Linked DNA regions of Homo sapiens: region 2 is linked to region 1. A link is an interaction called in ENCODE POLR2A ChIA-PET data of the cell type or tissue named here. Cell type or tissue: CD4-positive, alpha-beta T cell. All regions are shown on one strand. Each heading gives the region's core, and the rest is flanking DNA. Links, peaks and the distances in the headings are about the cores only.

Region 1 (5,378 bases), core at 59-5,058:
AAGCAGGTGGATCACTTAAGGTCAGGAGTTCGAGACAAGCCTGGCCAACATAGCGAAACCTCGTATCTACTGAAAAACACGTACAAAAATTAGCTGGGAGTGGTGGCATGCACCTTTAGTCCCAGCTACTCGGGAGGCTGAGGCACAAGAATTGCTTGAACCCAGGAGGCGGGTGTTGCAGTGAGCCAAGATCTCACCACTGCACTCCAGCCTGGGCGAAAGAGTGAGGCTCTGTCTGAAAAAAAAAAAAAGAAAGAAAGAAAGAAAAAAGAAAGCAAGCCAAAGTGACCTGGCCACAACCACACAGCCAAGAGGAGACAGAGCTGGGACCTGAACAAGATGTGTCTGGTGCCATTATGTGTTCCTAACCATTAGATCGCACACTGCCTCTGCCCTCCAACCTGACCCAGAATCTAGCTTCTTTCATTAGCCACCTGTCTCTTCCCAGGCCGTCTGATTATATCGAAGATCTCCCTGGACACACCTGCTGCTGGGACCAACCACTCTTCCTCTCTGGCCCCAGGGCAGCCCCTTACCCTGTGGGAGCTGTCTCCTGGGCAAGCCAGACAAATTTCACTCGAGTGCCCCTTCACCGATGAGAAGCTCTGAGTGGATGAAAAATCAGCTATCAGTGTAATCACCCCATTCCAGCCTGCAGCTCTTCTAGTTGGACTCTGCCTCCAGGCTCCCCCACCTCCATTCCTTGTTTTTGTTTTTGTTTTTTGAGATGAAGTCTCGCTCTATCACCCTGGCTGGAGTGCAGTGGCATGATCTTGGCTCACTGCAAGTTCTGCCTCCCTGATTCAAGCGATTGTCCTGCCTCAGCCTCCTGAGTAGCTGCAATTACAGGTGCATGCCACCACACCTAGGTAATTTTTATATTTTTAGTAGAGATGGGGTTTCGAAATGTTGGCCAGGCTGGTCTCAAACTCCTGACCCCAAGTGATCTGCCCGCCTCAGCCTCCCAAAGTGCTGGGATTACAGGCGTGAGCCACCACGCCCGGCCCATTTCTTCTTTTACACCCAGCTTGAGTGATTGGTTTCAACACTGGTCTAACTGTATCATTCCTTTGCTAAATAATCTTCAATAGCTCCCTGTTGCTCCCAGGATAAAGTTCAAAGTAGATAGCTTGGTCAAGTCCCCAAGGCCCAGCTTATTTCTCCAACCCTCTCTTTCTTCTCAGGCACTCTAGACTCTCAGCACCCCCGAACTCTAGACTCTCAGCACCCCTGAATCATTCACCATTTTCAGCCTCAGACCCTTTGCACATCTGTGTGTCATGAAATGAACAGAAGTATGGATGAGCTTTCACACATATCCTGGGCTGTGAAGCTGTTGGATTCCATCAGCCTTACCTTCTCTGGGTGGCAGCAAAGACTTCCTGCCTTCTTGCAGAAACTTCTCTGCTGGACTGGAGTTGACCATCAACTGTCTGGAAAAGGGACCTGTCAGGAAGAGGGCACCAGCAGTTCCAACTCTGTGTAGAGCCCCAGTAAATGAGGACCTTATCTTGTACCCAAATCTAAGTGTCAGAGGCTACCTCGTGAGCTAGGTGTCAGGGAGTTCCCCCTGCAGCAAAAGGAAGCTAGGTTTCCCACCCGGTCTGTGTGATGCCTGCATCCAGGCTCTTAGCCACTACTCCATACTACCTCCTTGACTGAGGCAGAATTCACCTCTGTATATGTATAATGTATATGTATATATGTATAATGTATACAGTACAATGCTGTCCTAGCCTTGACCTCCCAGGCTTAAGGCATTCTCCCACCTCAGCCTCCTGAATAGCTGGGACTACAGGCATGCACCACCACACCCAGCTAGTTTTTGTGTTTTTTGTAGAGACGGAGTTTCACCGTGTTGCCCAGGCTGGTCTCAAACTCCTGAGCTCAAGAGATCCACCTGCCTCGGCCTCCAAAGGTGCTGCAATTACAGGTACAAGCCACCGCGCCAGGCTGGCTTTGCTATTCCCCGCTCACCATTCCCCCTTGCAAAGGAAAATTGATCGGAAGAGGAAGGAGCCCACCCACCTTTGATTTCTGCACTTTTTCCTGGTGCCTCTGCGCCACCTGGTGGCCATATCTAAAATAAATTAGGATTTCTGAAGAAAGCTTTAAGGAGGTGTAGGGTGGGTCCACTTAACAACAAAATTCTCAACAGCAAACTTTTCATCCCAGTCCACATTTCTCTATAAGGCCCCAGGTCTCACCAGTGCCTGAGGTTATGAGAAAGGCAGAAGTGAATTTTGTCCCACTGAAGAATCTTGGGTCTGTCACTGCCCCTTCTGGGATCAGTTTCCTCATCTGTTAATAAAAAAGGCAGGAGGCCGAGTGCGGTGGCTCACACCTGTAATCCCAGCACTTTGGGAGGCTGAGGCAAGTGGATCACCTGAGGTCAGGAGTTTGAGACCAGCCTGGCCAACATGGTGAAACCCCATCTCTACTAAAAATACAAAAATTAGCCGGGCGTGGTGGCAGCCACCTGTAGTCCCAGCTACCCGGCAGGCTGAGGCAGGAGAATCACTTGAATCTGGGAGGTGGAGGTTTGGTGAGCTGAGATCACACCACTGCACTTCACCCTGGGTGGCAGAGCGAGACTCCCTCTCAAAAAAAGAAAGAGGCAGGAGGGGACTGGGCGCTACCAGCTCTGACATTCTAGGATTCATGTCTAAAGTGACTCTGCCTCCTCCCTTAGCTCAGTGAGCAAAATGTAAGCTCCCGGAGGGCAGGGAAGTTGCTGGCTTGTTCAATCTCTATCCCAAGTGCATGGGCAGTGCTTTGTACATAGGAGATACTTTATTGGGTTTGGGGCTATATTAATAGAAGCACTGTGTGTACAGTGAGGGAGATGATAGTCCTTCTGTCCGTGTCTAGAGAACTGTGTTCCATTTTGGGATCAGAACTTTGACTGGAACATGGAAAAAGTATAACTTATCCATAGGATGATGAACAAGATGATGGCTGGGGGGACCTCAAAATCACATTTTATGGGGAAGAGTTGAAGGAGCCACTCTCTGACTGTGGTATATAAAATACTGAAGGGGTGCAATGTGTCCACTTCAAACATCTGAAGAGAGCACGTGGGCTTTGAGAACTAGGAACCAGGGGCTGCCACTTCTGGGAGACAGATTTTTCTTTCCCCAAAACCAAGGGAAGCTTTCAGTCAGAGCTCAATAAAGAACAAATATGCATTTGATCTCAGTCTGTCCCTAATGTGCTTTTAAGCTTGGCAAGTTCCCTCATGACTTTGAACCTCAGTTTTCTCACATATAAAATGGGCATAATATGGAACATGCAGGAACATGCAGGCCTCCCAAAGTGCTGGGATTACAGGCATGAGCCACCACGCCTGGCCAAGTTCTAAGTTTATCTTCAATTTGACTTTTTTTTTTTATGTTATGAGGGAATCATAGAAAGCATGTTTAAAGTGCCGAGTGGGCCAGGCACAGTGGCTCATGCCTGTAATCCCAGCACTTTGGGAGGCTGAGGTGGGCGGATCACGAGGTCAGGAGTTTGAGACCAGCCTGGCCAGTATGGTGAAACGCCCATCCCTACTAAAAATACAAAAATTAGCTGGGCATGGCGGCAGGTGCCTGTAATCCCAGTTACTCAGGAGGCTGAGGCAGGAGAATCGCTTGAACCCGGGAGGTGGAGGTTGCAGTGAGTTGAGATTGCGCCATTGCCCTCCACCCTGGCAACAAGAGTGGAACTCTGTCTCAAAAATAAATAATAAAAATAAATAAAGTGCCAAGTGCAAGGCCTGGCACCTGACTAGTTTTGGGTTAGTGTAGCTATGGTTAAAAAAATACAGAAAGGGTAGGGAGCGGTGGCTCATGCCTGTAATCCCAGCACTTTGGGAGGCCGAGGCGGTCGGATCACGAGGTCAAGAGATCAAGACCATCCTGGCCAACATGGTGAAACCCCGTCTCTACTAAAAATACAAAAAAAAAAAAATTATCTGGGTGTGGTGGCGCATGCCTGTGGTCCCAGCTATTCAGGAGGCTGAGGCAGAATAATCGCTTGAACCCAGGAGGCGGAGTTTGCAGTGAGCCGGGATCGTGCCACGGCACTGCAGCCTCGCGATAGAGCGAAACTCTGTCTTAAAAAAAAAATAGAGAAAGGTGATGAGCACCCTCTCAAACAACTGGTACAAGTGTTGCCAAGGAGGTGGTAGAGGCTGATGGCTAGCCATGCTGGCTCTCAGGTCATACTGCTAGATGTAATTCTGACTTTGCTATTTATTTATTTTTGTTTTATTTTTTGAGATAGGGTATTGCTCTGTCACCCAGGCTACAGTGCAGTGGCATGAACATGGCTCACTACAGCTTCAACCTCTCAGGTTCAAGGGATTCTCCCACCTCAGCCTCCTGAGTAGCTGGGACTACAGGTGCATGCCACCAAACCTGTCTAGTTTTTGTGTTTTTTTGTAGAGATGGGGTTTCACCATGTTGCCCAGGCTGGTATCAAACTCCTGAGCTCAAGGAATCCGCCCACCTAGGCCTCAGAAAGTACTGGGATTACAGGCTTGAACTATCATGCCCGCTGTCTTTGCTATTTAGTTGCAGCAATACCTTGAGTGAATTACTTAACCATTCTGAGTCTCAGTTTACCCATCTGCAAAATGGGGATAATAGTAGTTCCCACTTCACCAATTATAATGCATAAGCTGCTGCTCTGATGTTAGAGATCTGATTGGGATTGTCCTGGATGACCTTGAAGGCCCTCTCCCATCTGATACCCTCTAGGTCTAGAATTCCTACTCCTTCCCTTGGGAGCAAAATAGACGGGGGCCAGGGAAGCAGGTAAATGCACTATCTTAAGACCCTCAGATGCAGAGGACTACTCACATCTATCCTTGCCAGTGACCGTGTAAAAAGGGCACTTCTGCCTTCCTCCCCTCAGTCCACCTCTTCCTGTGACAGGTGGCTGGAATGCACCTGAGGGAGCTGAGGGCGTGGGGTGCGGCACAGGCTTGGTGGAGGACCGGCTGTCTGGCTTTGTAATCTGTTTCATGCACTTTGGTCCCCAGAGGAACTGTGAGCTCCATGAGGGACCCAGCTGCTGTATGGAGAACAGAAATTAGTCAACAGCATGGGGAGGATCAATGGGGAGGATCAGAGGTTGCCAACTGGTGGCCCAGAGGCCAAACCTTGTTCACAGGCTTGTTTGGTGATCTACATAGTTGCACCGTGTTTTCTGTGTGTGTGTGTGTGTGTGTGTGTGTGTGTGTATGTGTTTAGTTAATTCCTTATAAGCTAACTGTGGCCTAGTCTCATTCAATAACCTCCCCCAGTTTTGAACGCTCCAGAGTTGAGCATAGGCCCCAACCACCCTGAGGTTAACATTATTATTACCCACATTGTACAGAACAAACTGAGGCA
Region 2 (5,378 bases), core at 314-5,313, 66 kb before region 1:
GAGACTGAGGCTGCAGTGAGTGGAGCCACTATACTCCAGCCTGGACAGAGTGAGACACTGTTTCATTGGCCAGGCATGGTGGTATATGCCTGTAGTCCTAGCTACTCAGTAAGCTGAGACGGGAGAATTGCTTGAGCCCACGTGTTCAAGGTTACAGTAAACTATGGTTTCATCACTGCTGGGTGACAGAGCAAGACCCTGCCTCCAAATAAATAAATGAATGAAAGAAAGTTGGCCAAATCAGAAGGTGTAAAAAAGTAAAAGACCACTGGACTGTTAAAAAAAAAAAAGGCAAAGAGAAGAAAAAAGAGAAAAGAAAAGGAAAAGAAAAGAAAAGAAAGAAAAGTTTGCCTGTGTGAAAGTGATAAGGAAAATGTAGAGTTGAGGATCAGTTTTGTTGTTATTTTTGTTTAATGAGGGTACTATCCTAGCACTGTCTGTCACATGTACGAGCTGCAAGTCTTAGGAGGTGCAAGTCACCCAAAGGTTTCGAATCTTTTTACCTTCACACTCAACTCAGAGAATGTGACTTCCCTTGTACTGACTGTTAAGTGCCCAGAGCATCAATCTAGAAGTTTTTTGTTTTACATGCATCTCATCTCCCTTAGGAGAAGTGTATCTCATCTCTTAAAATGGAAGATTAAAATGCCCTTCTATATACTTGGTGGTATCAGAAGAAGAATACTAAGCTGTACCTATTAGAGAGCCTGAGTGAAAAAGGTTTTCTGCTGCTATTTTAATTTGAAGGCATATTTTACAGGGTCACTATTATTTCTACCCCCTGTAACAAGTTTATTTCCATTTTATTGCTTCTAGGGAATTTCCCTTTGTCTCTATTCCACACTCTCTCTCCATCCTGCCTGCTGCCCTGGCAACATGCTATAAGGGAAAACCACACATGGGATTGAAAGTCAGATTATCTGGGTTCTATTCTAATTCAGTCACATATTACTTTAAGTGATTAAACTTCACAACCTCAGTTTCCACAACTGTATATAGAGATTACATCTAAACTTCATGGGACTGTTGTAAGGATTATATAAAAATATACATTAAATGCCTAAGCACATAATGCCTGAACGAAAATATACCCTACACATATTAATTCAATTTTCTTTTCATCACTGTACACATTCTTTTTTTTTTTCCTCTCTCTCTCTCTCTCTCTCTCCCCCCCCCCCCCCCACAATCAGGAAGCCCTGGGGGGGGGGGCGGGGGGGGGGAACACCTTGAGAAAGTAACTTGCCCAGTTACAGCAGAAATAATTTTAAATAAGTACTAAGAGAGGTGGATGGGTGGGGCCAGAGGTATAATAAGGCAGCATCCAAAAGGGCAAGGAAGATGCCCAAGTCAGAATAATCAGGCTCTGTGCCAGTTCTGCCTCCCACCCCTAAGCCCTAAGTTCCTTCTTGTAGCTATAACTATGTCTATCTCCTTCTTTTACTAAGTCACACTTGCCAACATGTCTCACGTCAAAGTCTACATTATTAAAAACAAACAGGAGGCTGGGCACAGTGGCTCACGGCTGTAATCCCAGCGCTTTGGGAGGCCGAGGCGGGCAGATCACGAAGTCAGGAGTTCGAGACCAACCTGGCAAACATGGTGAAACCCTGTCTCTACTAAAAATACAAAAATTAGCCAGGCGTGGTGGCGTACGCCTGTAGTCCCAGCTAATCAGGAGGCTGAGGCAGGAGACTTGCTTGAACCCGGGAGGTGGAGGCTGCAACGAGCTGAGATTGCGCCACTGCACTCCACCCTGGGCGACAGAGCGAGACTCCATCTCAAAAAATAATAATAAATAATAAATAAAAACAAACAGTCATGGTGGCTTGCGCCTGTAATCCCAGCACTGTGGGAGGCCAAAGTGGGTGGATCACTTGAGGTCAGGAGTTCGAGACCAGCCTGATCAACATGGTGCAACCCCATCTCTAAACACAAAAATTAGCTAGGCATGGTGGCACACATCTGTAGTCCCAGCTACTCAGGAGGCTGAGGCAACGAGAATTGCTTGAACCCGGGAGGCGGAGGTTTCAGTGAACTGAGATCACACCACTGCACTTCAGCCTGGGCAAGAGAGCAAGACTCCATCTCAAAAAAAAATTAAAATTAAAATTAAAACTCACTCACATTCACACACCAGGTAGTACAATGGGCAGTAGAATCCTGAGTTCTACTCTTGTCTCTCCAACTTACTAGAATAGTTTCCTCATTTGTAACACAGAAATGACAATGTGTCTTGACTACAAGATTATAAGGACCAAACAGAAGAATGTATGTGAAAGTACTTTGTACACAATAAAACATGGTTATTGTCATAGGTACAGTGGGTCTACCTTTGGCCAGTTTAGGTGTTAGGTTTTACTTTAAAAAGGCCTCAGTTCTACAATACTCTATTTCTGTGATCCAAGGCTGCCTATTTCCAGTTCAAGTCCTCTTCTTCCTGGCAGCTGAAAATTTTATATTGTCATCCTAATTTCACTTGATTCCCTGATTTTTGCAAGGTTCCTCAAATTTCTCTAACCAAATGGGCTCCATGTCTCCAAAATGGTAACTAAAGACCACTAGAACTGATCACCTCTACCTGTCCTTTTGGTTCTAATATTCTAAGATTCTTGGGCCTATGTTCCCAATGCACTTTGTCTGTATCTCTACTTGAGCAATTTTCTTAGTCTACTTTGCATTACAGGTTTATCTGACACCATCTCCTAAAGAAAAAGCCACAGGTAGGTTGTCCTATGTTGTTTTATATTCCCCGTAGCAATTAACGTGGAGCTTCACAAAAGTATTAGTTGAATTGACTTGATGCTAATTTCTCATTTTTTTATACTTACTATCCCTACTACACCATAATTATAGACCACCTTATTCTTTTGTACTGCCATTGGCCTGGTACAGTGTGAAATAAACAGTCAACATTTTTTTTAACGACCTGATGTGACTAGCTCTTTTTTTTTTTTTTTTTTTTTTTTTGAGACAGGGTATCACTCTGTTGCCCAGGCTACGGTGAAGTGGCACAATCACAGCTCACTATAACCTCGAACTCCTGGGCTCGAGCAATCCTCCTGCCTCAGCCTCCTGATTAGCTAGGACATAACTGAAAGTGAAAGCAAGTATGACAACTCAGATCTTAGTTTTAGCTTTAAAAATAACAAGCTATGGGTGTGACCTTAGGCAAACTGCTTCATTTCTCCAGGCCTCATTAAGATATCTCTTACAACTTTTAAACAAAGTCTGGAGAGGATGTTGAGAGGAATCAAGTAAGAATAAGCCCTTCTGAAAAACCCTAGGTTTATCTCTAGTATAGCACTTATCATTCTGTATTATAATTGTCTACTTGTTACTCTCCTGTACCAAACCCCGAGCTCCTGAAAGGCCAGAATTATGTATTTCATCTCTGAATCCAAGCATGTGCATAGAACGTGGCACACAGTAACAGTTCAGTAAATGTTCAATGGCCAAACTACTGAAAATTATAAGTGCCTATACTTACGAAGACTCTTATGTATAAATGGACTTATATAAACTTATAAGAAAGAATAATTCATCTCCCTCATGTACAACCCTTTCAAATAACATTAAATAAAAGTATTTTTCTTATTATCACCAGCTCAAGTCCAGGTTTTGTTTTTTGTTGGTAGTTTTTTTTTTTTTTAAAGACAGAGTCGTGCTCTGTCACCGAAGCTGGAGTGCGGTGGAGCAATCGTGGCTTCCTGCAGTCTCAACCCCCTGGACTCAAGCAAATCCTCCCCGCTCAGCTCCCAGAGTAGCTGGGACTACAGGGATGTGTCACCACAACAAGCTAAGTTTTGTAAGTTTTGTAGAGATGGGGTTTCACCATGTTGCCCAGGCTGGTCTCAAACTCCAGAGCTCGAGCAATTCACCCACCTCAGCCTCCCAAAATGCTGGAATTATAGACATGAGACACGGCACCAGCCTAGGAAGTCCAATTATTGAATGCCCAGAATCATCTGAAATTCAGGATCCCTAGAAGATATCCTGACAAGGGCCTCAGAAGTGCATGCCTCCTACGCTCTAAATAATATACCTCCTAATAAATAAATAAACATATATATATGGAGACAGGTCTCTCTGTCACCCAGGCAGGAGTGCAATGGTGCAATCATGGCTTAATGCAGCCTTAAGCTCCTGGGCTCAAGAGACCCTCCCACCTCAGCCTCCCAAGTATCTGTGCACCAAAATGCCCAGCTAATTTTTTTTATTTTTATTTTTTTGTAGAGACAGGGTCTTGCTATGTTGCCCAGGCTGGTCTTGAACTCCTGGCCTCAAACGATCCTCTTCTCTCGACCTCCCAAAGTGCTAGGATTACAGGCATGAGCCACTACGCCTGACAATAATACCTAATGCTTATACATTATTTCATAGTTCAAAGCACTTTCACATCCATACTCTCAATCCTTAATAATGACCCCATAAGGATATTATCAAATTCATTTTATATGTTGAAGAAATTGAGGCTCATATTTTAAATACTTTGCTAACCTAAGGCAAGCTGATATCAACTAAAGGAGGGCTTTCATATTTAGCCTCTCTTGCTTCAGTGCCCAAAAGAGGCAGAAACAAGAACACCACCATCTCCACTCCCCTGGCCTCTACAAACGAGGTGGATCAGACCACTATCTGCTATTGCTTTACTGAGCTGACTACCTCTTAAGTTTTTCTCGTCTCCATAAAAATCAGTTACCCAGAGTATTTTATTATGTCTTAAGCAAAAAATAAGACCAGCCCAGGGAGAAAAATCCCCAAGATTACAAACAACCACATTTATAAGCTGCTGGCTTATATCTTTATAAACAAAGCTAAAAAAATAAGGGGAAAACCTGCTCCAATGGGGAGCTGTAAACCCTACTGACCAAACAGCCCCTTGGCACTTAGGTAGGTAGTTATATACAGCTAATTTAGTCTGTAATAGTTTTTGTACTTCTTCAATAATTTGTACTGCCTATTGTTTTCTCCATACCATTCTAAATGCCTCAAGAGCAGAGATCACATCTTCTAGTTAATTTACATCTGTTCCTGTACAATGACCATATAGTACCCAAACCAAAATTGGTTTTTCTGGCCTAGAAATTTATATAAAGTCTTATCCAAATTTAAAAATTAAAATACATAGGCTAGGCACAGTGGTTCATGCCTGTAATCCCAGCACTTGGGAGACCAAGACAGAAGGATCACTTGAGGCCAGGAGTTCAAGACTAGCCTGGGCAACATAGTAAGACCTTGTCTCTATAAAAAATAAAACAAAATTAGTCAGGCGTAGTGGCACACACCTGTGGTCCCAGCTACTTGGGAGGCTGAAGTGGGAGGATAGCTTAAGCCCCAGAGGTCAAGGCTGCAGTGAGCCGAGATCAAGTCACTGC

Evidence for each region. Peaks named below come from ENCODE experiments on the same cell type or tissue, not always from the same donor. Only the 100,000 strongest peaks of a DNase experiment are listed, where the experiment ranks them.
Region 2: POLR2A ChIA-PET joins it to region 1 with 13 read pairs; 20 of 35 experiments call an interaction of 5 or more read pairs at or near these places.

Annotation. Positions count from the first base shown.
Region 1 is chr1:23,182,793-23,188,170 of GRCh38, forward strand. No RefSeq gene overlaps it. Among named protein-coding and RNA genes, the nearest start is that of LUZP1, 17 kb to the left of the region's middle. In CD4-positive, alpha-beta T cell, for the core only: CTCF peaks have their summits at 2,056 (motif pointing left) and 2,257; DNase peaks (open chromatin) are centred at 1,559 and 2,059; H3K4me3 peaks cover 387 bases.
Region 2 is chr1:23,116,307-23,121,684 of GRCh38, forward strand. All of the region lies in intron 1 of LUZP1 (leucine zipper protein 1), which reads right to left. Among named protein-coding and RNA genes, the nearest start is that of LUZP1, 50 kb to the right of the region's middle. In CD4-positive, alpha-beta T cell, for the core only: no CTCF peak of the experiment used is centred there; DNase peaks (open chromatin) are centred at 2,725, 3,045 and 3,735; H3K4me3 peaks cover 945 bases; H3K27ac peaks cover 2,577 bases.